Linked DNA regions of Mus musculus: regions 1, 2, 3, 4, 5 and 6 are each linked to region 7. A link is a loop called in an ENCODE intact Hi-C map of the cell type or tissue named here. Cell type or tissue: left cerebral cortex. All regions are shown on one strand.

Evidence for each region. Peaks named below come from ENCODE experiments on the same cell type or tissue, not always from the same donor. Only the 100,000 strongest peaks of a DNase experiment are listed, where the experiment ranks them.
Region 1: it touches region 7 in a loop (6-fold over the local background); 10 of 42 quality-filtered maps call a loop at or near these places.
Region 2: a loop joins it to region 7, with 4 times the contacts of the local background. A loop is called at or near these places in 3 of 42 quality-filtered maps.
Region 3: it touches region 7 in a loop (2.9-fold over the local background); 8 of 42 quality-filtered maps call a loop at or near these places.
Region 4: it touches region 7 in a loop (10-fold over the local background); 31 of 42 quality-filtered maps call a loop at or near these places.
Region 5: a loop joins it to region 7, with 10 times the contacts of the local background. A loop is called at or near these places in 2 of 42 quality-filtered maps.
Region 6: it touches region 7 in a loop (3-fold over the local background); 31 of 42 quality-filtered maps call a loop at or near these places.

The regions. Positions count from the first base shown.
Region 1 is chrX:93,067,723-93,071,722 of GRCm38, reverse strand. No RefSeq gene overlaps it. Among named protein-coding and RNA genes, the nearest start is that of Gm38657, 12 kb to the right of the region's middle. In left cerebral cortex, a CTCF peak has its summit at 1,792 (motif pointing left); DNase peaks (open chromatin) are centred at 1,800 and 2,561; H3K4me3 peaks cover 687 bases; H3K27ac peaks cover 245 bases.
Region 2 is chrX:93,630,104-93,634,103 of GRCm38, reverse strand. It overlaps Pola1 (polymerase (DNA directed), alpha 1), which reads left to right and starts at 1,949. Exons shown (of 37, transcript NM_008892.2): 1 at 1,949-2,035. The coding sequence starts at 1,993. In left cerebral cortex, no CTCF peak of the experiment used is centred here; DNase peaks (open chromatin) are centred at 1,826 and 2,352; H3K4me3 peaks cover 1,537 bases; H3K27ac peaks cover 832 bases.
Region 3 is chrX:93,287,924-93,291,923 of GRCm38, reverse strand. It overlaps Arx (aristaless related homeobox), which reads right to left. Exons shown (of 6, transcript NM_001305940.1): 3 at 2,499-3,381; 4 at 17-62. Among named protein-coding and RNA genes, the nearest start is that of Arx, 3.4 kb to the right of the region's middle. In left cerebral cortex, no CTCF peak of the experiment used is centred here; DNase peaks (open chromatin) are centred at 1,014, 1,450 and 2,380; H3K4me3 peaks cover 3,020 bases.
Region 4 is chrX:93,805,791-93,809,790 of GRCm38, reverse strand. It overlaps Pdk3 (pyruvate dehydrogenase kinase, isoenzyme 3), which reads left to right. Exons shown (of 12, transcript NM_145630.3): 3 at 849-920. Among named protein-coding and RNA genes, the nearest start is that of Gm46689, 20 kb to the left of the region's middle. In left cerebral cortex, a CTCF peak has its summit at 1,565 (motif pointing left); no DNase peak of the experiment used is centred here.
Region 5 is chrX:93,830,176-93,834,175 of GRCm38, reverse strand. It overlaps Pdk3 (pyruvate dehydrogenase kinase, isoenzyme 3), which reads left to right and starts at 2,026. Exons shown (of 12, transcript NM_145630.3): 1 at 2,026-2,329. The coding sequence starts at 2,224. In left cerebral cortex, no CTCF peak of the experiment used is centred here; a DNase peak (open chromatin) is centred at 1,958; H3K4me3 peaks cover 1,687 bases; H3K27ac peaks cover 932 bases.
Region 6 is chrX:93,791,332-93,795,331 of GRCm38, reverse strand. The region is part of intron 5 of Pdk3 (pyruvate dehydrogenase kinase, isoenzyme 3); the gene reads left to right. Among named protein-coding and RNA genes, the nearest start is that of Gm46689, 34 kb to the left of the region's middle. In left cerebral cortex, CTCF peaks have their summits at 1,974 (motif pointing left) and 3,987; a DNase peak (open chromatin) is centred at 1,978.
Region 7 is chrX:93,887,639-93,891,638 of GRCm38, reverse strand. No RefSeq gene overlaps it. Among named protein-coding and RNA genes, the nearest start is that of Pdk3, 57 kb to the right of the region's middle. In left cerebral cortex, a CTCF peak has its summit at 1,677 (motif pointing right); DNase peaks (open chromatin) are centred at 1,743, 1,948, 2,435 and 2,875; H3K4me3 peaks cover 824 bases; H3K27ac peaks cover 987 bases.

The DNA of each region.
Region 1 (4,000 bases), 820 kb after region 7:
TGGAAATTCCAGGTCAAGGAAACAGCCAGTTTGTTTTCTGGTGGTTGTGGGTGACTGCCATCCTGTATGTGCTCATAGGACCATTTTTGGTATGTTCTCTAAGGGGGAAGAAGGAAGGGAGCAGATAGGAAGGGAGAGAGAGAAGAGAAGGGGAAGGAGAGGTAAAGGGGGGAGAGAGAGAGAAGGAGAGAGAAAGAGACAGAGAGAGACAGAGAGGTTGAGAATCAGTATGTTTTCTTATCTGGGTTCCACCATGTAACCCCACTTAGAAGCCTTCACACCAAATACAGTCATACTGGGGGTTAGGGACTTAACATAGGAGGTGTGGACACAAAGATTCAATCCACAGCATATGAGGTAACCATGCAGAGAAGCTCCAGCTAGTGAGCTTAGAAACAGATCTTTTGTGGCTTAACCATCGGCTATGTGAATAATCTTTGAAGTACATTTGCCAGTCATTGGGGCCTTGAAACCTCTGGCCAACCCTTTGATTGCAGCCTTACAAGCGACTGAAACACTGCCACCAGCTTAGCTGCTCCTGGATTGAACCTGGTTGATTATAGAAACCGGAAGGTAATAACTGTTGTTTTCAGCTGCTACACTCAGCAGAATGTATTATCTAACAACAGATAATGCATATACATAGTATCATTTAATATTTGACTCTTCAATTCCTGTTTCACAAGCTTTAGAAGTAGTACATGTTATTAGGAGATTAATTATTAGCAAGGAGAAGAATAGGACATGTGAGAAAGCAGTAACAACTTTCCTTTTGTATACAATCTTTATTTCAGAAATAATTCTTGTGTTCTGTTCCTATCCTGATATGTATAATGCTTTTCTTTGACTCAGGAAATTGGGTGCTCTATGGAAGCTACCTATAAGCCTTACGATTCAGTATATGCATTCTGAATAGACACTATGTAAATATTTGTTTCTACAAGATTTTGCATATGAAAATTCCTTGTTAGTACAGGATTTTGAGGATTCAACTGTCACTGATTGTATGTATATGAATGTGCATTAAAAAAAAAAACAAAAACATCACCCCATGATCTATCGGGATGGGCATTTGATAGTCAGCAAGAGGTAGAGGTTGGCAAAGGAACCATCTACATTTACTGTGCCATCAACCAGCCTCAAATGTATGTCTATCATAAGGATCTTTTGCCTCTAGCCTCTTCAGGCCCAGCTCCATTGGCATTCGGGAGTAGTTACATTCGTAGCCAATTAGCAGGGTGGCACACACTCCGCCAAGAAGCTCTAGTCTCTATAGAGCCGGTATAGAGAGTGAAATTAGCTGAGACAAATACCTGTTAATCCCCGGTTCTTGGCTGGCATGGAATGCCTACTGTGCAGTGCTAATAGTTCTGGGAAATCCCAATTCCCAGTGTCAAGAGTTGAACAGACTAAGTCTGTTAAATGAAGAAATTTACAGCACATTAGCTTTGATCAAGAAATTCTAGGTGCAAGTCTCTTAAACAAATGAAGGCTGCTTGGGAATACAGGTCACTCTTTCTGGGAAGCTGTCCTTTGAGGGAGTGTATCTCCACTTTTTTTCCCATGCCAGAGCAGGGGGCAGAAGAGTGGCAGTTTGAGTGACCGAAGGGGCTGTAGACATAGTCTTATTTAATCATGAGGCGAGAACTATGTGACAATACTAGAGTTTTGTTAAAGGGAGCTTGGACGTGGTTTACTCGAAAAACGCAAAATCTGTAACAAAAACCGCAGGAGCTCCTTACAGCTTCGAGGGACGGTTTGTTTATACTTACATGTGTAAGCCGCGCCCTCTGCTGGCTATATTAAGCCATGTCTCTGTGCTCTTCCTCTCTTTCTGTGAAAATCATGTTGTATTTTCCCATCTGAATTATGTTTTTAGTTGCATTCTATCAGCCCGTTGCTGTCTATGCAAAGAATGAGGCAAGCAGAATTTAAATCGTGGCTTGTGCCATACTGCCTGTCACTCAAAGCTCCACAGAGCGGTCCTGAGAGAAAGGCAAAGAATTTGGCAGTTCCTGGAGACACAACATGAATGTTCAGATTCTGCTCCTTTGGCTGAGTCCAGGTTCCTTTTTCTTTTTCTTTTTTTTTTCTTTTTGGTATATCTTTTAATATTTGTTCCACTGTGGAATGCATAAAAATATCCTTTTAGTACCAAGTGATTCTTTGAACTCAGACAAGCTTTCAATTCTTACTTTCAAAATATAAAAGAGTTTGGCTGTTGCCTTCAAGCTCCAGGGCTCTGGGGGTGGTGGAGAGAGAGAGAGAGAGAGAGAGAGAGAGAGAGAGAGAGAGAGAGAGAGAGAGAGAGAGAGAGAGAGAGAGAGAGAAGAGAGAGAGAGAGAGAGAGAGAGAGAGAGAACGAATCACAGTGAAAGAGGAGGGAGAGTGGGCTGGTGAGGCCCGTGAAGGGGAGGGCAGTTGATTGTATGCTCCAGGGTCACGCTGCCTTGCCTGTAGAAGGAAAGATGATTTACATTTTCATGTGTCTCAGAAAAGAAACCAGAAGTCCCACAATCTGTTAAGAGCCTCTCGGTAGAAGGCACTTCCAATTTCTTTCTTCCAAACAATGAAGAAAGAAGCATCCATTTCAGGCAAGGCAGAGGAACAAAATGTAGCCCTGTGTGCTGGGCTGAGTTAAGCGAGCTGTGAGGAGCGGAGGTGGTAGATGGTGCTGTAGAATTCCATTTCCGGAAAGGAATATTCAAAATGACCAGAGTGAAAATGAAACTATATCATTCTAATCCCTGTAGATACTGACATACAAAGTTTTACCTTCTCCTGCTGCCTCACGGCACAGAGGTCCTTATTGTCTGGTATAGTTGGCAGGAACAAGACGAATGACAAGTAACACAGGTGCTTTTATAAATTGGGATTAAGTCACAATTAGCAGAGTCATACAGCTGGTCTGTTTTGAGAACTCTTTTTCTCCTTCAGTCAGCTTTAGTTGATTAAAGCATTCCCTAATAAGGATGGTCACTGTATGCTCATTCTGTTAATCCCAATTCATAAAAGTCTAATCTACAGCAGAGAAGTTTCTATTGATGTTAGGCTATAGAAAACTCGCTTTCAGGTCGAGGCCATGCCATGCGTGGGGGATGTTAAGCTTTTGCAACAATGGATTCCAGCTACTCATGTTTACCAAGGGCTAGGGATCAGGACCTGTGCTGTTATTCTACAATAAAATATTATGGTGATTGCATGGGGACGCTCCTCAACCAAGTTAAATCTGCAATTTGTATGCCATATAATATTGCTGAAACCTTTTAGCTGCTGTGAGCCCTGAGTAATAAAAACTTAAGTGTTTTTCTTGCCATTTTGATTTTAAAGACTGTATTTTGGAATCCCCCCCCCTCAGATATGTGCAATATATTCAGGTTAGTGATTGTATGGTAATCTAAACCTCATAATCTAAGAATTGTTCCTTTTATACCAAAGTGTTTACCAATAAGTTACTATGGCAACAGTCAAAAGCATGAGTTGTGGAGTCAAACAGTTCTGAATTTGACATTAATAGAAGTGTGGTGATCTTAGTTAAGTTACTTATGTCTCTGGATTTTAGTTACTTTAATTATAAAATGAGTATGATGACAGAATGTATTATAGGGTTGTAAAAATATACTTATGTATAAAAAATTTAGCCCAATTCTTGACCCATGTAATTTCCACAAATGTGTACATCGAATAGACCATTGAATAGACTAGAATCTTGGGATGAAATCAGAAGGCATCACTGGTTTTGTTTTTTTTTTTTTTTGCCTCCCATTGTTTCTTTGAATTTTTAACTGGAAAACATCTTTTTCAAGTATGCAAAAAACTTCAGTTAAGTCCCTCAAATTCTTGGCTTCCCATAGGGGGAAAAAACCAAAACCAAACAAGTTTTAAGGTGACTGTAATTCACAAACCAATTGATAATATTGTTAGGTCATAGATATTTCAAACCTGAGTTAGAGTTAAATTTCTTTCCCCTACTTATAGTTCTTTGCCAGCCCTTTGCTTA
Region 2 (4,000 bases), 260 kb after region 7:
TTTCAGCGTGTGACTTTTCTTTCCAGTCATCCCATGACTCAGGATGGTTACAGAACTACCATCCAAAATTTGTGTTGTAGGAAGAGACAAAACAAGAAGGGGGAGAAAAAAAGAGAAGAAAAATGACTTAAGTACCCCTTGTTTAAATACTGCCTATTTATACCACATATATTTTATGGTCTAGAAGTTTGTTAAATATCTGAGTCCCCCTTTTTGTTTTTGGTAAAGCCCAGAAACAGTCTTTCTTCCTTTGTAAATGCACCCAAATGAAAGCCCATGTTTCATCCCCCCCCCCCCCCCCCCCCGAGACAGGGTTTCTCTGTATAGCCCTGGAGCCATCTCACTGGTCCAAATGACGTTATCTTTTTTTTTTTTTTTCCAAGACAGGGTTTCTCTGTGTCCTGTGTCCTGGCTGTCCTGAAACTCACTCTATAGACCAGGCTGGCCTCGAACTCAGAAATCTGCCTGCCTCCAAATGATGATATCTTAATGGAATTGTACAGATATTATTTCAACTAAATTTCACAATAATTCCTTAGATAAGTAGAAGCAACTTATAAAAGAAGAAACTCAGGTCTCTGAAAGTAGTCCAAAGTTATATAAAAGTTATATAATTCAAATCCCAAGCCTGACTCCACCTGAACTTTAAATCCTCCCAATATTAAAAAGAGCATTATAAACAGAAAACATTTATAAGTCAATCATCTTTGCAAAAGACACATTTTGGGAATGGGTTTTATAGGCCTAAATATTTGATATATTTTTTGCAATTAGGTATGTACACATGTGTGACGGTTTGTATCTGCTTAGCCTAGGGAGGTGTGGCCTTGTTGGAGTAGGTGTGTCACTGTGAGGCTTTAAGACCCTACTCCTAGCTGTTTGGAACTTAGTATTCTGTTAACAACATTCAGATGAAGATGTAGAACTCTTAGCTCCTCTTGTACTGTGCCTGCCTGTATGCTGCCATGCTCCTGTCTTGATGATAATGGACTGAACCTCTGAACCTGCAAGGCAGCCCCAATTAAATATTGTCCTTTGTAAGACTTGCCTTGGTCATGGTGTCTGTTCACAGCAGTAAAAGCCTAAGACAACATTCATTTACCATTTCCTTTTGATGTTTGTTCATTAAACTTTCCCTCTTTTTTTTTTCTTTGCTTCTCTTTCTGTCTATCCAACTCTCATTCTTTTTGAGGCATGAACTTCTTTGGCTTCAAACTTAGAAGTTCATTTTGGGCTCAAAGTTACCACCCTCTTGTCTCAGCCTCCCAAGAGTAAAGTTTACTGATTAACCTCCCTCACCCGCTTTGAGGTGAGTGTTATTTTTTGTCAACAACTGTCTTAAAAGAACTAAGCAAATAAAACAAATCCAAAACACACAAGTTATTTTGTTACTTTTTCAATTGTATCACATCAGGAGTGAGTCATGAAGTAAGATTGTTACATTTGGAGGCTGTCACTTCAGCTATGTGCTTGAGGGAAATACGTTTTGGTGGATAACACTCAGAGAGACAAGGTACAGGGCAAGAATCAGATTGTATTTGTCGAAGAAGTCACTCTTTTGGGGCCGGGGGCAGAGATGGAGGGCAGCAATTGAGAGACAATTTATACCCGCCCGCACTTCTTTTCCCAGAAAATATCTCTCGTGACCAGAGAACCCCTTTTCCCATGCGTCCTACGGATTGTTAAAATAGCGTGCATGCGCTTGCGCAGTGCCTTTAGGAGGTTTCTTTTCAGCTCCCGACCGCCTCCTTCTCCAGGTCTCCCCGGTCCTCGCCGAGGTTCCCGCTTTTCGCTCAGGGGTCATCACAGGGCGCCAAATGCACTCCCGCGGGAAGGCCGGGGGCGGGGCGCGGCTCAGCGCCGCACGTCAGTGGCCTTCCGGGCGGAAGTCCGCAGTCTTCCAGGCCGCTGATTGGCTTTCGTACTGGCGCCTATCTTGGCCTCCGCGCCAGTTTCAGGCTGGTTGGCGCGGAATAGAGAGACTATCGGACCATGGCGCCCATGCACGAAGAGGACTGTAAACTGGAGGCAAGCGGTGAGGGAGGATCCCATGCTTAGGGCACGTGGTTGGGAATGTGGGGGTCGCGGTATGATCGAGGGGGAGCGGAAGGTCTCTGCTTTTTATCCTTAAGAAGGTGGCGCGCTCCTAGACCGCCCCTTAGGTCTGTTTGACCGCCAACCTTAATCATTCTGGGCGGAGACCCTAGGGGTGTGGGACGGGGCTTCCTGATGGGGTCACTTGCTGAAGGTATTTTGGCTTGAGCGGTTTCTTTCTCTTATGACAGGCTTCACAGTCGTTGGCTCTTTTCATTTTCTTTGATGAGTCGCAAGCACGTGTGGGTTACAACTTCCATGGCAACCTGCCTCGGCAGGGATTGCTCTCTCCTGCCTGAAACTGTTTCTATGCTCCCTTGGCAGGTCTCGGTTTGAGGGTTTGGAGCATGCCTGTGCCTCCGTTTCTAGGAAGTCCCAGGAAAATTGTTAGCATTGTCATTGAAGTGAGAGATGGAAGTGCTGTCACCAGATATAGATGCATTTCGTTAAGATTTTTTTAGGTTCTACGGGAAGTTCTTCAAGTGCTACATAGAAATACTGTTCAGGTCTAGTCATTTTGGGTGAGGTTTGAAAAAAAGTATCAGTTGAGTAGCATTTCGGATGCCCTATATATCAGGCATTTTGTGAGTAGTAATTTTTTATTTCCAGAAGTAGAGTTCAAAAATGCAGATGGCCTTGTCTGATTCTGATTTTAAACGGTGTTCAGCTAAAGTATGACTTAACTTCAGTTCTAACTTAAAATCAGATACTTTCTTAACCAAGTGTCACATGTCCTGCCATTCACTGTGCATTGCCATTAATGAGATCTTGCTTCGTAATCAGTTTCTTTTGCATTCAGCTAGTTTTAAAATCACAGGTTTCTCTCTCTCTCTCTCTCTCTCTCTCTCTCTCTCCTCTCTCAGACAAATTATTTTGGAGAGTTGACTAGCTTGGATTACAAATGGGCTGTGGGATGTAAGTACATGAACAGTCTGCAGCCTCTATCAGTCATTTGCTTCTAAGTCCTTTTTTCACCCTAAAAAACTGTACGCCATCTGTGCACATCAAGAAATCACTCTTTGGAGGATACTGTGCAATCTTGAGACCCCTCTTAAGTCACAGTGTTGATTAAGTATTTTCTGGGGACTTGTGACTGGAATTTTTCTTTAAAGCATGCCAAAAGATTGTTATGTGGAAGACCGCTTCAGGTTACTGTCCCTGCCTGCTTTGGGGGAGGGTAGAAGTACTCCCAAGTGGTGATTTGAAAACATTATTTCAATCTTTGTGTTTTCCCCCATTGTCTTGTGTCTGTGTGTGTGTGGTGTTTTTTTTTTTGTTGTTGTTTGTTTTTGTTTGTTTTTTTTGTTTTGTTTTGTTTTTTTTTTTTTTTTTTTGCTAATTCACACAGCGTTAAAGACATTGCTTTAAAAAAAAATTCCAGGCTTTTTATGTTGGAAGGTGGGACACCTGGACAGTGTCAGCAAAATGTAGCAAGGCGTGTAATTAGCTGCCATTGTGTATAGAAAGTCATTGGAGGCTTTAATGATAAAAAAATCTGGTATATTGGTTTGTTCAGCAAACATTTATTATGCAAGTACAAGGCATAGGCATTCTGCCAGGCTCTGGCATTAGCATGCTGGGTAGAATGGTGTGGCTTCTGTCTTCATGAGTGGAGAAAGTAAACAGTCATATATAGTACCACATGGAATCTTCCCTGAGGAAATTGCTTTAGTTTTGCTTTCTGAAGCTAGACCAAAGTGTTGACTAGGTGCCATGTGTGGAATGTATGCATGTGCATATGTTTGATTATCCTACAACCTTACACAACTCACACATGTGTGTGCACACACACGTGCACATGCATGCACATGCATTTCCCATACAGTTGTAGTCACACATGCACACCCAATTTCTCTTGTATTGCTAAGTACATAATAAGATAGCCATTCTTATTTAATTCTTAATG
Region 3 (4,000 bases), 600 kb after region 7:
CCTTCTTGGAGCTCACCTGGACTCGGGCCTCTGTCAGGTCCAGCCTCATGGCCAGCTCCTCCCTATAAGAAAGCAACATCCAGGCAGGTCAGTAACCCTCTCTCAGCCACTTTCCCCTTCATGACAGCTTCTTCCAGTCCATACCCCAAGTACATGGGTAAGACTGATCTTTGCCTCTAGAATGCCTACTGTTTGAAAACAGAAAAAAAAAAAAACCTAGCACGGTGACAGATATAAAATATCATATATTATATTATATCATATAATGTGGCGATGTGGGGGGGGGATGAATTCTTGAGTCCATAAGTCTTCAAACTTAGACAAATGAGTTTTGTCTCAATCTCTCTTAGGGTAGAGTAGGGTGGGAAACACACACACAGAGGCACAGTGCTCATTACCCTGTTTTATCCAAATACTAAATGGAAGAAGAGCTCAGCAATGAACTCCATTTTTTGTTTTCTACCCTCTTGGCTTTGTTTTGCTTTCTTAAAAAAAAATAGATCTCTTTCCCTTTCTACCCCTCTTCGCAGCTCTTTGCCTTTCCTCCCCCTCCCCCTCCCCCTCTACCCTCCCTTACCCCTGTAGGTCACACTCCCCATTACCCTCTGGAGATATGTTAAGCTTGTTAAGAGTTCAGTGGGGTAATTTTTCGATTAAACAAAATTCTGCGCACCTCCTGACTCCAGTGCCCACTACAAACCCTGCCCATCTCAGGGGAAGTCAATTTAGCTGAAACCCTACCCCGTTATTGCAGTTATTACTGCGACAATTAAGGCAAATAGGAAACCATTAAGATGCTGTAAAACGGCTTACGACCTGTTTACCGAAAATATGAGCGCGCCGAGAATAATTGGCTCTCTGCTCCCCAATATGAAAGAGCAAGACTGCTTAAGCCTGGAGCCTGGGCTTGTGCTGCCCGCCGGACCGGGTCGGCACCTGAAACTCCTTCAGCATCAAGAAAAGAATCAGTTTACCGAGCATCTTTTGAACACTCTTTCCACCTCCTTCCCTTTGCAGAGAGCACCGGCAAATCTAAAACTCTAGTCTGGCTGGGCTATAGCCCAGGAGATAGGCCTGCTGAGCTGGAAAGATATGGGGGTGGGGCGGTGAAGAGGAGTTGCCCAGGTTTTGTACTTTGGTCTCCCCCACATGCTAAAAAGGGCGGACTTGGATGCTAAGCGACACTGTCTCCTTTCCTTCTTGTTAAGTATACATGTCTGATAAACTCAGAAATAAAATAAGACAAAAGCCGAGGCCGATGGTCCCGTTAGCTACTTGATAGCACACGCTGACTTTGAGTTTTATTTCCGTCTTCAAAGACTGAGTGACCCGGAGGAGGACCAAGTTTTAGTGCCCTCGTTTGCATTAAATTTACTTTTTGGTTGCTTCTGGCTACAAGCGTTTGGCAACGGCCAGACCAACTATGTTTTGGAGTTGGCTCAGGCCTCGAGTCCTAAGCAGAGATTTCTCTGGTTCAAAAGGACAGGCGGCTTTCCCCCTCGAAAATGCACATTGAAAAGCTGCACACGTCTCCTGCGAAGGAGCTGCCCGGCTTGAGGAGTGCGCGAGCCAGGCGCTCACAGGTCTCATTCTCTGTTCTCACTGGGAGGCCGGTCTCTTTCTTTCTACTCACATTTGCCCCTAACCCTGGCTCCTAGTCCTAGCCAAAATCTTGGCCTATGGGTGGGGGAAGCTCCAAGCCTGCTTGTACTCCTAGGTCCGCTGAATAGGCAGGGACTCCGAGGCTCCTATCCCACCGGTCCAAGTTTCTAAGATAGAGAAGTGCAGAGTACACTAGTCCAAGAGACAAAACCATGCCTGGCCCCCCAGCTGCTTGATTTACTGTCTGCCACGTTTCCAAAAATCCTGATCCACCCCATCAACCCGTTTACAGTAAAGTCCTGCTAGGTGTAGTGGCCATGGGGGTGGGGACAGCGACACAGGAAGATTCTGGCTGATGCCTTTCTGGTGTATAGACAGACACCAAACACTGCTTAGTTCTGACTTCTTTGGTTATTTCAGGAGTCCCCAAGTGACAAAAACTCGGATCTTTTTAAAGGTCTTCTCTGAAGGCAAGGGCTCCAGTTTTCCTGAGAAGAGCGTAACTGATACCCACTGGGCGGGGGTAGATAGTGCACATAGTCCACGGGTCAAAAATAGCGCCTGCTCTTGGGCAGTGTTTCCTGGACCTGGCCAGAACCTGGCCCGAGCCTCATCCGTGTGTGAGCGGAGAGGCGGTTTGGCTCTAAAACTTGTCATTTGGAAACATTAAAGTTTCGGAACAGACAAAAAGAAACCGCACCAACAGAAACTTAAAGCCCCAGTATACTTGTGGTGTGTGTGTGTTTGTGTGTGGGGGGCAGTACTGGGGAGCCAGAGGATGATCACATTTGGCCAGGCACCTCCAGGGCAGTTCCCAGGAGCCAAGAGAGGTTCCTGGACTCTGTAGACCCCCCTCTATTCCACCCTCCTGGACCCTTTCAGCCCCAGCCCCATACCTGGTGAAGACGTCAGGGTAGTGCGTCTTCTGGAAAGCCCGCTCCAGTTCCTCCAGCTGGTAACTGGTGAACGTGGTGCGGTAGCGCCTCTGTTTGCGCTTCAGCAGCCCCTCCTCCGAGTCGCTGCCGGCCGACAGGCACACGCTGTCCTCACCATCCTTGCCCTCGGCGTCCTCCGGGTGCAGCAACAGCTCTTCCTTGGGCGACAGCTCCCCGCCCTCGGTGGCCACGGCGGCGGCAGCAGCGGCGGCGGCGGCGGCCACTGTGCCGGTGGTGGCCACCGAGCAGCGCCGGGGCTCCTTGAGCAGCGCGCGGGCATCGTCCTCCAGCAGCTCCTCGTCGTCGTCCTCCAGCAGCTCCTCTTCCTCCTCTTCATCTTCCTCATCCTCCAACAGCTCCTCCTCGTCGTCCTCGGCGCCCGTGCCACCACCCGCCGCGGGGGCACTGCCGGGTCCGCTGGCCGCGCTGAGGCGCTCCTCGGGGTGCGCGACGCCCCCCGGGCCACTCAGCTCGTCCAGGGCTGGCGGCGGGGGCACGAAGGGCGCCCCGTTCTCGCGGTACGACTTGCTACGACTGATGCTCACCTGCGGCGCCTGGCTGATCTTGAGCGTGTCCCAGGCAGCGGCGGCAGCGGCGGCAGCCACGGCCCCTGCGCTGTCCTGACGCTCCCCTGGCCGTGCAGCTGGTGGTGGCGGTGGAGGAACCTCTCCACGGGGACCTGCGGTGCCAGTGGCCGTGGCCGCCGCTGCGGCCGCCGCCGCCGCTGCAGCCGCCGCCGCCGCGCCCTGGAGGAGGCGGCCCCCGCCCGGGCCGTAGAGGCGCCGCAGCTTGGGTGGCAGGTGCAGCTCAGCCTCGAACGGGGCGCTGCTGCTCTTGGGGGAGCCTGCGGGCAAGGAAAAGTGGTCAGCGCATTAGCCCGACCGTTTGTTCCCCCGCCAAGCAGCTGTTGGGAGCCGGCTGCTTTGCCGCCTCCGTGCCCTCTATCCTCGGCTTTAGCTCCCCTTCCTGGCACACTTTTCCGGATTCTTTTTTTTTTTTTTTCTGATTCATTTTTTCTTTTTGTCCTCTCATCATCCCCGGTCCCGCCTTTTACCTTCGTCCCTTCATTTCTTTCATATTCTGCTCTTTATTTCCTCTTTCTTTCTTGTAGTACTCCTTTCGCACCCCCTTATTTTTCTTTTTCTTTCTACTTTCTCCCCACTCCTTTCCTCGTCCTTTTCGCCTTTAATGCCTTTCTGTTTTTTGCCTTCATGATTCCACTTTTCCTCTATCTTATTTCACTCCTTTCTCTTTAATCCTCCTCTCCATTTTAGGGTGGGGCAAATTTTTAAAAATCGAACAACTTTAAAAAATCACCACTACTCTGAAAACTTCGCGCCAGACTTCTGCCAGCTGTTCTGTCCTATGGGCCCCAAGGTAGCAAGAGGGGCACTGCCCCTCGGGCGACCCCTGCGGGGCGAAGCGGCCTGGGTCTCAGGGCCCTGAGCACCCGCCATGTCCCA
Region 4 (4,000 bases), 82 kb after region 7:
TTTATTGAAAACTATCGTGATCAATTTAGAATCTTTTCCTGATGTGCATTTCTCTAGTACATACTGATGAAGTTAATTTTACTGTAAGAAATAGCCTTCTTGTATTCTTGGTGTATGCTTCAGGATCAAACCAGAGTGCTTCTTAAAATTTTGTGATCTTTTTGCCAAATGTGGTGTGTATGCCTTTAATCCCCGAATTTAGGAGTTAGTAGCTGATAGATTTCTATGAGTGTAAGGTAATCCTGGTCCTCATATTGACTTCTAGGCCAGCCAAGGCTATCTAGTGAGACCTTGTTTCAAGAAAAATTTATGTGCTTTTAGAGTAATCAAATTGTAGACTTGGAGTATGAGTTAGGATGCTGAACCTGGCTTGTACAACCAGAAGGGTCAGTCATTGGATGAGTTCTTCCTATTAGTTTGAATCAGAGACACACAAAGCTATCAGAGCTATGCTTTTTGGCAGTGTTGGCTTTGTTTTCAGGTGAGCTTCCTTCCAGGCGGAAGACTGGTTGTAGAAGTTGCAGATTTCATACACTGTACCAAAGCAGAGAAGGCAGTATGCTTAGAAACCTCCAGCAAGTCTTCTATGTATTTCTTTCCGTTTGAATTGAAGCCCTAGACCTGTTCCTGAGTCAGTGCCTGTTTCAGGGATGCATTTGGTTCTTAGTCTTAGCTATGGACTGTGGGACTAGAGAGTAAGTATTGATGAGAGAGAAGGGCTCTTCCTACATGCTCTGGAGGAGTCACCTCGGCCTGAAGCCCTGAAGCTGCAGATAGGAGTGGGGTAAAGGCTGAGTGAGGAGGGAGGGAGCAGGCAGGTAGCTCACGTGCTGACTTGTGTTTTCTAGGTACATGCAGAGCTTCCTTGAACTTTTAGAATATGAAAACAAGAGCCCAGAAGACCCACGAGTTTTGGATAAGTAAGTATGATGCCAATTACATGAAAGTAAAAATACCTCGGCAAGAGAACATTTCAGTGAAATGGAACTCATGTTAAGACTAGAGAGTTATAATTCAGGGCTACGAGATGGCTCAGTAGTTAAAGTGCTTACTGAACAAGTGTGCAGACCTGAGTTTGGATGTGCAGTTGTCAAGTGGGTACTGGGCAGGCATGACAGCCTGCCTGTAATCCTAGTGGTTGGAAGTCACCCTGGGGATCCCCAGAGAAGCTGCCTAGCTAAATGTCCTGAGTAAGCGAGCTCTAGGTTCAAATGAGAGACCCTGTTTTGATAAATGAGGTAGAGAGTGACTGAGGAAGACAACTGATACTAACCTGGAATCCTCATGTGTGTGTACATTTGTGTGCTCAAGTTTTAACACGAATACTCCCACATACACTACACACACTTTTGAGAACATAAATAACTGGAATTTAGACAAAGGTTTTAATTTTCTTGTGGGTAATAACATAGTTGTTGTTTTTTTTAACTTAAGAATTTAGCATAATTCACAAAGAACAATGAAACTTCAATTAATGCTTCATGACCCAGTTCTTAATATATGTGGTCAAGGTAAAATAGACAGCAGCTTACTATAAGCATTGTTGGGAATGTTCCATCTAGTGGTAGTTTTAAGAATGCAATAGCCTCCATATATACAGCAAGTATCTCCCTAATCCATCAACTTAAAATACTTTCTAAAGTAAAATACTTTTTGAGCTTAGAAAATTGTAGTGATTTTGTTTTGGAGAAGCGTAAAAGTGTTTTTTTTTTAAATATATATATATATATATATATACATACACACACACACAACTGTTGGATTCTATTGCTGTCACTGTGCACAAAGACTATGGAATTCTCATGTTACCAGAAAGTATTTCTGTTTTCTATTTTTGTTCTCCAGTAAACCATAACCTCATCTGTGAGTAGAGCTTTTTCCCCCCAAGAGAAATTAAGTATCTCCTTTAGCCTGATTTCTTCCTGTTGGGGATCTACACAGTGAATACTCACGGCATCCAGTTGTGCTGAGGACTTTCTTTTATCATAGGCTTAATCCTCATAATCATGAGACAAACACTTGGCTTGGATGAGCTCCGTGAATAGAAGTAGGGAAACACTACACCACACAACCAACCTTGGAGAGTTTTAACCCAGGAAATCTGGAGGTCAGAGGTGTGGAAGGATGTGCTCAAGGTTGTGACAGAGCTAGACCCGTGAGTCATTGTTCCTTTTCCATAGTATGCTGGTCCTCTGCAGTGTACCATACAGCCAGAAATGCTGCTTTCAGGCAGGAGAAGGGAGCTCAGGGTCAGTTGTATCTTATTGAATGGATCTGGTGAATGTGAAAAGTACAAGCATTGGGTTAGAGCCACACATATAGTTGTTTCCTTGATACTAGCTAGCCACTGCTGTCTGTAACTCTTATTTTTTCAAACTCTATTTTTAATGATGGTCCTTAAACACTTTAACCTCCCTTATAGCCCACCACCCACCAGAGGTAGTGGGAAAGAAAGGATATGGGGGAAGTAAGCCTGCTTAGAAAGGTTCTTTGGAGCAACTCTCATCAGTGTTGTCTGGAAATCAGCAGTTCAGTTTACAGGTCAGCAGGCGGTGGAAGCTCATACACTCGAAAACACTTCATGGATACACCGGTAGTCCATGAAGTCCATGAGTTGGGTCAGCAACAGCAGTGACATGACCTAGCAGAGACAGCCAGGCCTCAGCCTCGGCTCCAGTCAGCAGGAGGGACCAACAGGAACACCAGGAGAAGTTCTCAGCTGTGCCTCTCTCAGGGAAGCGAACTGGTGGTGCACAAGTGCTGCACAGCAAGCTCAGCCTCCCTCTGTCACTGTCCATTGAGTTCTTTTTATAACCTCCAAACATCACGTGTCTTCTAAGGGTTGTGCCTCAACACGTGCACCCGTCTCAGCTGACAATCAGCCTGAGTCCAAGGAAGCAGGAAGCTGCAAGAAACTGCAGCACACCACCAGAAGGGTTTTTTGCTTTTGTTTTTGTCTTTGTCTTTGTTTTTGATTTTGTTTTTGTCTTTGTTTTTGTTTTTTGTTTTGGCTCATTTCTCTCTGTGGAGTCTTGACAAATGCAGCTCAACTACTCAGTATATGGTGAACCGATGCATTTGTGTCATTAGCAAAAATTCCTTTCACGTGTTTGGTTTAGCAGAACATCCTTTCTCCTGTGTCTGCTTCAGCTAAACATGCCTTCGTGAGTCGGCTTTAGTCTTTCACACCTGTGTCCGCTTCAGGACACACCTTCACATGTTTGCCCCAGCAAAACACAATATAGCATAATTCACTTTCCAACAAACCCGTAAGGTTCCACATCAACTGTTATTTAACGTGTTGACATTAAATGGATTGAATCTAGGAGCTTTGTTTTCTTACGTCATTAGTTGAGGACATTTGAAATTCTCAAAATGGAGCTAGCCTCTAGGTGTACACTTGAAGATAAAGATTTGGAGAAGTACACAATTATTAATTAATTGCTATGGTTTTTGTAGAGTCCAAACTCTAACATTATTTTCATCAGGACCAATTTAAGTGAATGGACAGTGCTGAATCGAGTGTGTGCTAGGTCTTCATGGCAGTAGCTCTTACTCAGTGAATTTCGATAACTTGCTGGCTTTATGCAGCGGTTGGAAAGTTGAGATTTGAGTTGCCTCGTGCTGTTAGTAAAGGGAGGGGTGCGAGATGAGTGTGTATCCTGGTAACAGCCTTCTCTGTTCAGTGAGAACATAAATTCTGCCATACGTGGGGCCACTAGCTGGAGAGTCATTTATGTCAATCACATTGGTCCTCATGATGGAGATAGAAAAGCCCAGGAGAGTAGGGAGGTGTTCTGAGAATTCATCCATTTAAATAAGCCTCTTTCCTTCAGGTGAAGATGTTTCTGCACTATAATGAATTGTTTCATTTTACAGATACTTAATTGATAAATACATTGGAAAGAGGTACATGAAAATTTACCCATTGTAAAAATTTCTTGTGCATAATTGCAAACTTGGGCTTTTTTTGTTTTGTTTTGAAGAAGGGCTTCACTGT
Region 5 (4,000 bases), 57 kb after region 7:
ACACAGCTTGCTAATGATAGGGTCAAGTTTAGAGCTGTGTCCTTTGAGTCGTGGTCCAGCACAAGTTTTCATCACACAGGCCTCTTTCACATTTCCTCGACTGTTAGGACTGTGCCACTTTTTAGGAAAGCATAAAATTAGGCATATTAATTTGAAGTAATGAAAACATCAGAATAAAAGAATTTAAAGTAGGAGTTTGTGCAGCAGGAAAGGAAATTATGAAAAAGTTGATGGGTGAGTTTGGAAGGTTCAGCAGTGCTGTGCCACATAGGTGGAAAAAGTCTCTCCCCACCAACTCTCGGGGATCTTCATCCATAACTGCTACCAGTAAAACTCCACCTGTGGGCAGCACCCAAGAAAATGAGTAGACAACCTTAGGCCACTCCTTTTTGTCTGCCCACACACTCCCAACTGCAGTCAGTGTTCTGCTGTGTTGGTAAAACTGCCCTTTCCAAAGGGTGTTGCTAAGTCTCTTTAGGCTTTGCTTCGAATGGAAAAGGCAAAGTAGCCCAGGTATGTTATGTTGTACCTAAAAATCTGGAAATGTGGGAAGAGCACAGGACGTCTCTGAAGGCACGTGCTGTTTTTCTTTCAATTCAAAGAGCAGAAGCCCAACAGTTTCATAAAGCAAAGAGGCGCTACATAGCCAAATGAAGGCATGAAACTTTCCACTAATAATCAGACCAAGAAGAACTTTTACCTTTTTTTTTTCTAGTTGAGCTTTACACATTAACAAAAATTAATGTTTTGTGGTAACAGTTAAAAGCAAGCAGTAGTTCCTATATCCACATTAGGAAATACTGATTTCATATACTGAGCCATGAATTTAAGCTCACTGTCATAGAAAGACAATCTAGCACAATGTAATATATAGATTCCTGCACCAAAGTGGTAGTAGTGGTGAAACTGAGTCAGGGTTTTGTGATGGGGAGGGGTTGTGAAAGACACTGGTCAGTGGCTCTAATTTTTTTCCCTTCGTTGTTTTTTTTTGTTTGTTTGTTTTTTGGTTTTTTTGTTGTTGTTTTTTTTTTGTTTTTTTTTTTTTTTTTTTTTTGAGACAGGGTTTCTCTGTGTAGCCCTGGCTGTCCTGGAACTCACTTTGTAGACCAGGCTGGCCTCGAACTCAGAAATCTGCCTGCCTCTGCCTCGTGAGTGCTGGGATTAAAGGTGTGTGCCACCACGTCCGGCTCAGTGGCTCTAATTTGAGCCTTTCCAATGGATGTGTATGTTTGGGCAATTAAATATTTGTTACTAATCCCGACAACTGTCTCGGGGCAAGTGGATCTAGGTTCATGGAAACCAAGTGTTAATGACCTTCGTTTGTAATGGATTCCTTCAAAGGTCTTAGTGGTGAGAGAGGCATGAAACAGTGATCTAAGGATGCTGTTATTGGCCCAGTTGGTAAAGAGGGGTCTAGGACCAGGAACCACAGCCAGTGACGTAACAATACTGTTTTGTAACAATCCTGTCCAAAGGTATTCACCCGGAGTGAAGGTGGGCAGTCAGTGAGTAGAGCTTCCGAGGACAGGTTAATTGCTAATATACTGAATCCTGTCGCGTGTAATGTTTGTGTGTGTAGGGGGAGGTGGGGGTGGGACCAGTAGCTTCCACTTAATTCTGTAATTAATTGTTGGAAGCGTAGGACCACATGGAACAACTTAAAGCTGAGGAGTCAGCAGATCTGAGGAGGGCCTTCCGGAAGAGGGGCCTCGGGTTGGGGAGGTCTAGAGCCCCTAAAAATAGCTCAGGCGTGGGCTCCCAATGGCCTTCAAGTCTCGGAGCACTTCTCAAGACTTGATCCGGGGCGGGACCTGCAGGAACGGAGCTGGCTGGTACCAGCCCGAGACCCAGGAGGTTTGTGTGCGTGTTACCGGGGCTTTAAGGAAGCTTAGGCGGCGGCGGCAGCCAATCAGCAGCGCGCGCGTGCAGCCGCGTACCCCTTAGCGCCCCTCACATCCCACGCGCGCCGCGTACGTGCGGCGGCAGATCCCGCCTTTTTCAGGCGGGGCTTGGGAAGCCGCGGGCAGCCGGCCACGGCCGCCCAACTGCTGCCCGGTACTTGTGTAGGTGTCGCGGCAGGCGAGCAGCTGCTGGCGCCAAGGCCGAGCCCCAGGTAGAGGTAAAGCCCCGCCGGCGCCGCCTCCTCCTCGCGGCTAGGCGGCGGTGACCGCCTCGGCTCCGGTCCCGGACGGCTCGGCGGATCTGCACACTGCTCTAGTGAGGATGCGGCTCTTCTACCGGCTGCTCAAGCAGCCGGTCCCCAAGCAGATCGAGCGCTACTCCCGCTTCTCCCCGTCGCCACTGTCTATCAAACAGTTCCTGGACTTCGGTAAGTCTGACTCCTTGGAGCCACCTCCAAGGCCCCACGGGAGTGAGGGAGACGCCATCCTTGTCCTGCCCGTAGTTGGGGCTCTTACTTAAGCTTCTGGGCAAATTCCGTGAGAAGCTCCGGGAGGGGTGATGGGGATGCATGCCTGAGGGCCCTCCTGGGGCATAGGTTTCGGGTTTCGGGAAGTGGAGGGGCAGGGCCTGACACCCTCACGCCCAGCTTCGTCCAAGGACCCTCATTCCACTCAGAACTCTCCAGCTATTCATTACGAGCTTCAAATCTACTTGACTCAAACCGCACTCTCCTGAAAACTTCAGAAAGAGAACTCGTAAACGTTTTTATTTTTAGGCGTTTTTAATGGTTGTGTAAGATGTGTTTAGAAACACCTTGAGGTTGAGTAAATCACGTAGTGGCGTTTTGTTCAAAATTTTCTGCTGAAAGGTGTTGGGTAGCCTTGAGTGGCAGGACCTGAACGCCATCATTATGATTCTGACTTCAAAGCAGTCAGAGTCTTGGGTAAGAGCTGACCTGTGGGCTCCTGGCTACAAAGCAGGGGTTCTAGGACAACTCCAGCCTAAGTGTGAGCACCTTTCCTTACACCCTTTTGGCAGCTGGGCTAGTACTTCATTTTACATGGATTGGGATGGGAATGGAGAGGACCCCCAATAAAGTCTGAGGCCTACTTAGATGGGAATAGGTTCTGCCACCTTCCATGAACTGATCAATTATGTTTCCCCCAGAGAATGTCATTCTAACTCCAGCAGGCCGAATGCGGTTATGAAACACCTGAAATAAAACAAATATGGAACTCAGCATCCCCCCAAGGAAACTCAAGATGACTTAGGCTCTCAAAGCCTAGATCTGTTGAATTCATATGATTTAAATGTCATGGGATGGTATCAGTTGGATATAAAAATGCAAAATAGGTACAACCTTCTGGGAGGACCAGATATGCAAAATATGGTGTTGTCTATATTTGGGGGAGCAACACAGGGGATGGAAAGAGGTACAGGTTAGAGGTTGAAGCTGATGCCAAATTAAGTTTTAGAAGCTAAGTTACCAAAGATAGATGATGAAAATCTAAGGTGAGGGTGAAGTTGGCCTTTGCATCTTAAGTTTCATTTTCAAAAGCTTTTCAGTAGTTGGACTCTACTCCCTCTGGCTATGTGTAGAATTTATGTATTTATTCTTAAACATTTTATCTATGCACGAACTTGTTTGTGTGGCCACACGTATCATGGTGTATCTGTAGGATCAGAGGGGAACTTGGGGGAGTTGGTTCTCTCCTCCTGGCATGTGGGTCCCAGAGATGAGACAGGTCCTGACTTCACAGCTTAGAATGAAAACGTTGCTATTGCTATCAATAGGCATGTTTTCCTAACTTAGGGTTAGAGATGATTGTGAACACAGGAACCTTTTGTTAGGGTAAACAGACAGATTCACTCTTAATTGAAAGAACAAACGAAATGGCTCACTCCCACCTGCAAAGTTTGTGAAAGTTTGAATAGTAAACCTGAAATTTCAGTTACTTTATTTCTATGGCAGTATCTCCCATGTTTATAGGCAAGGATGTTATTTGAATAGGGAAACTGCTGTAAGGATATTGTTATGGTGGGTAATCTTATGTGGTGAGTATCTAGAAACAAATGTTTACTCTTTTAAAGCGTTGAG
Region 6 (4,000 bases), 96 kb after region 7:
CACAAGTCTTAACTAAAACTGATCTCATATTTAGGCCCTTTGAGACAGACTACAGACAATTTTTATGTAGAAGGGTAGGAACACTATTTTTTTTTTACTAGAAAGTTGTATAAATGTGTAGAACTAGGGTTCACCCAGCATAATAGTAACTGAATACATAGACCTCTCTGAATGCATGCCTCCTCAAGGCAGGCATAGTCAGAACATTGATTTCTACCTTTATACATCTATAAAATACAGTCAGTAGTGAATGCTAGAATTACTGTTTGGAGGCAACTCCTGTTGTCCTTTGGGAGGGACATTCTGTACTGTCCCTTCTTCCTCCTTTCTATGTTAGAAACAAGACAATCAAATGGACAATCCTGTAATGAGAGTATTTTAAAGATACAAACTTATAGCTTTCCTATGGTACAAAAGTTAACTTTTGCAGTCTTGCTAAGTTTTCTATGTCACTTTTATATGTTATTATTGCTTAGTATGATAGCATACAAATGACCTCCTGAGTGTATGGTATTATTTTGGATTAGAAATAATATCCTATGCTCTCAATGTGACCTCCTTAGATTGCAAGTAACAGACTCATTCTAGCTCCAGAAATAGGTTTATTAAAATAACTGAGTAGGTCAGGACATGAAACACTTTACAGTCAGTGCTATAGATACTGGAATTGGGAAACAAAATACCAGGCTATTTTCTTAGGTATCTGGAGTTGTCAAGTTATGACCTCTCTGCTTGCCTTTTTTTTTTTTTTAATGCTCTGGTTAACTTGACTGAACCCACTTAAGACAATGCCAAGCACTCTATGCCTTCTTACATTATGATACTTCTCAGTGCCCTTTTGACTTATGGTCATTCCAAATAACCTATCTTGAGTTTCCAAAAAGTAGGTTTTCTTGCCTCAGTTCATCTTGGTTTTACCCGTGACTACAAGTTTTAATAGTCTGGGTTGCCTGGGGATTCATTATGTTAGATGTTTTGCCTGCACTTCTGCAGCTTGGTTTATGACATTGGAGAATCTACTGCTTTGGAATGGATTTTGGGTAGGAAAGCTAATAACATATATTGCTTTATATTTCTTTGTAACTTAAAGAATTTCTAAAAAGTACCATATTGGTTCTGGAAATTTCTTTCTAAGGGAGCACAGGGGTCAGTGTGGTCTATTGTGAACATTCACCATAGGTGGCCAGGCTCCAAACAGTGCAGCCGGTGAGGTATATGTAACGCATCAGCCTCATCTTAGGATACTTACAAAGTGGGTTCCAGTTGAGGTGTGGCTCAGGGAGGAGGTGCATATGCAGTAGGAGAGCCAAATTGTGTTTACTTTGGTTTTTGTTCAGGTTTTTCAAGAAAGGATCTCATGTAGCCCAGGATCGCCTCAAACTTGGTATAGCCTAGGATAATCTTCAATTCCTGATCCCCTTTACTTCACTTTCTAAGAGCCGGTATTCCAGCTGTGTTCCACCACTCTCAGCTCACATGGGAGCATACAGAACAAAATTCATTTTACATTCGTAAATTATTGTTCTTTTCTGTGTGTGGGTATATTATACATTTCTGTGCATCACATGAGTGCCTGGTGCCCACAGAGGCCGGAAGAGGTTATTCGATCTCCTGGAACTGGAGTTACAGATAGTGACGAGCTGCTATGTGGGGTGCCAGGAATTCTAAAGGAGCATCAGTTAAGAAGTTGGCCGTTTTAGGTGACTTTGCTTTGGCAAGGAAGTTTGAAAATGCCTGCTTATGTTGTTTTGCTTACCTTATATTATTACACATGAAAATAATGGTGTGGTATTGTTTTTGTTTTAAAAAAAAAAAAGAAAAGAATCTTGAGTCTGGGAGGCTGGAGAGATAGCTCAGCAGTTTAAAGCACTGAGTGCTCTTCCAGAGGCCCTGCTGGGTACAACTCCTAGCACCCACATGCTAGCAACCATTTGTAAAGCAAGTTTCAGGGGATCTGATGCCCTCTTCTGGCCTCTGTGGGTACTGCATCACAGCATGCCCACAGTACACTAGACATACATGCAAAATAGCCATTCACATAAAATAAAATAATAAATAAAACATCAGAGCTGGAGAGATTGCACAGTTTATAAAAGTGCTTGCCATGCAAGTATGAAGGCCCTAAGTTCATGTTCCCAGAACCTGTGTAAAGCATCTGTCTCAAACAAGGTAGAAGGCAAGGACTGACCCTTGAGATTGTCCCCAGACTTTCCTTTGTACTGAGGCATGTGTGTTTGCACCCGCACACACACACCACACATAAGATATAAATAAAAATGTTATTTTATGACTTTGTAATCTTTTATGGCTATTTGTGAGTACTTTGTTCTGATAGGAATTTTAAACTTGAGTTTCTAAGATTTTTCTTTATTCTGTCAGACTTAAAGTTATTGTCTTTGACATGTTTATTTCAAAACTCTATTTCTTTATGCCTGTAAATAAATAATCTATTCTTTTGGATCACTCTTTTCGGAAAAGAATGAAAAAATGTCAGCACTCCAATTCTAGCTCCATATGCCTGTGAACGAGTGAGTTCACATAAAATCTGGGAGACTAATTTGGTAGATCTGGACTAGAGAAGTCTAATCAAATAACCCTGTAATCTGTTAACTTTCCCTATGCGATATTTCTGAAAACTACGCCATGGATGCATGGATGGATCTCCTGAAAACACTCCATTACCATTGCAACTGTTCTTAATGCAATGACTATCACTTATGTTTACTGGCAATAAGAATAACAATTTTCCATGTTTTCTTTTCAAGATTAGCCATAAATCTAACTGAAATATAGTACAGGTAAAACTAGTTTGGCAATAGCTTTTCAAAAAAATTTCTAGTTTTAAAATAGAAAGTTTTGGGCTGGTGAGATGGCTCAGTGGGTAAGAGCACCCGACTGCTCTTCCGAAGGTCCGGAGTTCAAATCCCAGCAACCACATGGTGGCTCACAACCATCCGTAACGAGATCTGACTCCCTCTTCTGGAGTGTCCTAAGACAGCTACAGTGTACTTACATATAATCAATAAATAAATCTTTAAAAAAAAATAAAATAAAATAGAAAGTTTTTTATTAGAGAACTTACTATAAGGTAAGCTTATCAAAATTCTAGGTGTAAAGGAAGCGTCCAGACCAGTAGCTGTAGTATGGTTGTTGGGAATTTTGAAGTGATTGTAGTTTACGTTAAGTTACTTTAGATCCTCTCCATAATTACATGGTTAGTCTGGAACTCACTATGTAGACCAGGCTGGCCCCAAACTTAGGGCGCTCCACCTGCTTCTGCCTTCTAACCCTGAGTTCCGAGATTAAAGGCATATGTCACCACATCAGGCCTACTTGGTAGCATAATTGAGTGAATAGTAAAAACTTTATCATTGGGCAGAGGATTGTTCCATTTAGCAAATGCTTTATTTTTTGCTTTTATAGTGTTTGGGGTTGAACCAGGGCTTTTTATATGCTAAGCAAGAACTCTACTCCAGAGCTATAGACCCAATCCCTTAGTCAGATGCTTATTATATATGTATTTTATCCAAAGCATTTTAGTATCCTCTTAGAATTTGTGCATAGTAATAAATTTTTATTAGTAATACTTCCAACATCTGTTGGTGGGCCAATGTATGTGAGTCTACATTGCAATGTCTTGAGATTTTCAGGAAAAATGAGATAATTCTTAATTAAGCATTGATCCACTACATAGTATAATGAAACTAAAAGTATTTCTTTCATATATGGTCTTTAGAGCCATACTAAGTTTGAAGTTGGCTGTCCTCCACACACTGTATTTGCCTAGCATGTTTTCAACGTTACTATGCTCATAGTAATGGCAAAGCTAATGCCATGGATAATTAGAATATTTATTAAGTTTAGTTTCTGTCTCTATTTTATAGTAAAAGAAGTTCAATATTTAAACATTATTATATATTTGGAAGAGTTGTGGTATATAGACTTTGTATATAGATAATGAAGCATTATAAATTTCAGTATTTGGGGTCTTAAAAGTTCA
Region 7 (4,000 bases):
ATTTGGCCTGAGCCCAAGAGAAAAATTATGAAACACACTCAGGCCTCCTGGAGTCCTTTCTACATCTGCTTTACGCATTTCGTCCTAGCCTCATCTCTGGCTTTAATCATTTGTCATGTCTCTTTTGTTTATCTCTCATTACCTTACAGTGTTGTTAACGCCCAGAGGAGAGTTGATAGACCAATCCTAATTATCGTCCATGAGGTGACAGGCAGGGGCGATGAGACGATGAGACGAGATGTAGAAGGACAAACATAATTGGGCATGCCTAAGAAAAGGATCTCCAGGAATGTGTGTGGAGTTAGGAAAGAAGATTGCAAAACTTCACCAAAATATACAGGCAAGAGATCATGGCCACGGAATCCAAGAGGTAGATGTGAGCAAAAGAGAATGGTGTCTTCGAGAAGAAACTGCAGAAGAGACGAACCGGCAGGCTAAAGCACCTTAAAGCCTGTGGTGCTACAATATCTCTGCTTTTAAAGGGCTGCACACCAAAAACAGGAATCTGACATCAGGAGACGCTAGACACAAAGTGTACTCTACACTTCGCAGAACAAAAGTCATAATGCTAGAAAAGGTTCGAGTTTGAGGCAAATTCAATTTAGCCACGAGAAGGCGTGTATGTTACATTTAAATCAGAAATACAGGAGGAATAGGCATGCTGGTATAAAGGGTGGGGTGGGGAAGAATTCCACACAGCTCAGAGTTTGCTTGCCCCCTCCCCCATCTTATTGTTGGTTGTTGCTCTTTAAACCGGAAAAGTTGAAAGTTTAACTAGAGAGAGGCAGACATATGAGTGTCTGTGTGTTTTGAATAAGTTCAAGTGAGGCAATCTGTAGGTGGAATAGGCTGTCACGGGGGAACGTGCATTTGGTTTTGTGTGCCAGATTTTCAAAGAAGCATTGTCTCCAGGGGGTGGGAGGGGAACCTGGGAACGAAGGCTCTAAGTACTATGGCAAATGAAAGCTTGTGGTGGCAAAGGAGATGTGTGGAAGAAGGGCACTGAGCTACTGTGGAAGCTATGTGAGGAAGGCCCTTGGAAGAAGGCTGTGCTGGGGCCAGTGTAGACAGTCCGCAGAATTACAGTCTGAGCTTCTGTATGCTTAGAACCAAATTGTCTTGAAAACCTGTTTCAGCATCGTAGGTTTCCTCACTAAAGCGAAGGCTGAACTCAGAGTGACTGATCTGCCAAGGCTATGGGAGACAGAATTTTTGTACAGGATATGAAGCTCTGCTAGGGTTCATATCAAATACTTGTACTGATATTTTAAAGTGTTTTGATCACTGTGTGTGTGTGTGTGTGTGTACCTAAAGTCCTTTTGCCAGAAGATGCGCTTTCAGAATTCTTTTCTCAGTAGTCCTTTGTAAATCTTTTCATGACTTGATACAGAAGAAATGAAGAAAAAGAAAACGTCCTGGATATAATGATTCATAAAACCAGCCAAGTGCACGAGCAGACCTGTTTCCCCGATGCATGCTTTCTGCCTTGTGGACTCACCTTAACATTTTAACCACATCATGACACCTATGTGTTTGATACTCAAAACACACCATTCCAATGCCAAGTCCCAAAGGTTCAACTTTGTAATCATGGAGGGACTTGATCCCAAGTTATTTGCTTTTGGCATCCTGAATCCTCAGCAGGGCCAAGCTATGTTGCAATACACAGAGGTACCACTAGGTGGCACCCTTGGGAAAGTCTTGCTTCTGCGAGTTGGTTTCCGAGCTCTGACGTCTATTCTAAACATAGCCTTGTAAACTGCTTGTGGAAGGGAGAAGAGGATCTATTATGGGGGAGGAGAAACAGCGCTGACAATACAGCCCTGGATCTTTCCTGTGCTTTGGTACACAGAGTCAAGCCTTGATTGCTTTCCTCCTCTTCTTAATTATCAGCTTTTGGAGGCAGACGCAAAGCTTTGCATAATACGTCAGCACATTTTTCATATACGCACATCCATTTTCCGCCTTTGCTGATTCTCCATGTGATTTAGAAGCTGCTCCTGATTTGGGGGAGGAGCCTGTTCTTCGGTGCTATGAGAGTGCACACTCGTTTTTGCATCGCTTCTGTCCCCTACTTCACTTCCAGTAAGCATAGTGGGTTCGCAGGGGAACATTGCAAAATGTGTTTCTAGAAAGGAAGAGTTTGATTGGCCCAGTGCTCTCTGCTTTGGCCCTCAGGCCAACTGGAAAGAAGATCAGAGGAAAGTTGGGGCGCAGCACAGTAGGGAGGCTGGAAGCAGAATTAGCCACTGAAATGGACGTCTGTCCAATCTTCTCTATTGCTCCCTCCACTTTACGTTTTCTTTAAAACACAATTTTAGAAGTGGCCGTTTCATGTGACAGTAAGCGTCACATTGCCCTGCTGCACTTCTCTTCGCTCGGCTGTCACTTGGTATGCCTCTTTGATAGAGAGAGGAACTTGTGTCAATTAGGGTACTGTTATGTGTGCTGAGAAAGAGCCCTCCATTGACTTGTGGGTTTTGGCAGGCAGCTAGCAAAAATAATAAGCTGCGAACAGATGCTATGTTTTCATGGGGTGCAGCTCTGGCCAGCCCTATTCATTTATGTACCCGTGAGTGGGAACGGGTGGCTTTAATGAGCCATGTACCCTGCAACACAAATGTCTGAGGTTGCTGAGTAGATGAAAGCAGCCATTAAACAACAACAGCAGCAACAACAAAACACACAGAAACACAAACACACATACACACATACACAAACACACACACACACACACCTGTAAGAAGAATCTCATTAAACTCCACTGAAAAATTCTTGTCTCCTTATATTTATTTCTGCTACAAACTGGCATTTGTGAGCAGAGGACATTGAAACAGAGTCATAGCCTGCTTACAGCTGTGGCAAGCAAGGCCCATAGCCGTTCAGGGCATTTGGCAAAGTCTGGCTTAGTGCTGTTGCTTCCTGAAGAATGCCCAAATGGGAGTGACTGTTCCTCTCCTCTGGGAACTTTCCAAGTAGGAAAGACATACCCACAGAGAGCAGAGACGCAGTGTTAGGCCTGGAATTATGGTTGAGTGTTAAGAACACAATAAAAACACAAGTCTAGTCCTGCTTGGCTGTGCATGGCCGCAGTAATCCGAAATGTGCTCAAATGCCAAATTGAGCAAAGTCAAATTGCCTTTTGTCCTGGAAATGTAAGTAACTGGCTAGATGTGGGATTTTTTTTTTAAAAAGTAGACTTATTTTCCTTGTAAAATTTCTAAAATAAGCATGTTTTGTCATTTGGCCTCATTGTAAAAGTGAGTGGGACTCTGAAGAGGAAAATGTAAACTTTTTTGGCAACAGTCATAATAATGTTGACAAAGGCAATCAGTTCCACAATGGTTACCATGGTGCCAGGTACTGCTGGAAGGGCCTTTATTTTAAGACAAGGTAGATAGACCAGGTTGAACCCAAAGTCTCAGAGATCTGAATGCCTCTGCCTCCCAAGTGCCACTTACCCAGCAAGGTCATTGTTATTGTAGTTTTTAACAACAGTGAAGACAACTACTGTAGTACATCTACAGCATGAAAGACAAGGGTCCTGGAATCGTATCTCAGAGTAGAGCTTCCCAGTGTATATGGCTATGCTGTACATGGTGATGTGTCAGAGTAGTTTCTTCTTTGTTTCATTGTTGTTCAGCTGTTACTGATTTGGCCATTTTTTATCTGCTTATTTTCTCTGCCATACACACCTGGAATCCATTTTTTCCCACTGCTATGGATGCTACCACGTTCATTCCAAAGGACAAAGGAGATCAGGGTACAGTGAACACAGACAAGCTTAGCAGGTAACCTGATCAGGACTGAAAAATCCCAACTTCTTACGAGCCACATGAGTGTGCAGAAATCCTCTGATGATTTCTCATTCACAATGTACTGATCACTAGTCACATTTCAAACAGTATTGTGCGGTTTAATTGACCAAGGTCTGAGCCAGCCTGTTTTATTTATACCAACTTGATACAAACCTGAAGTCATTTGGCCTCGAGGAGGGAGC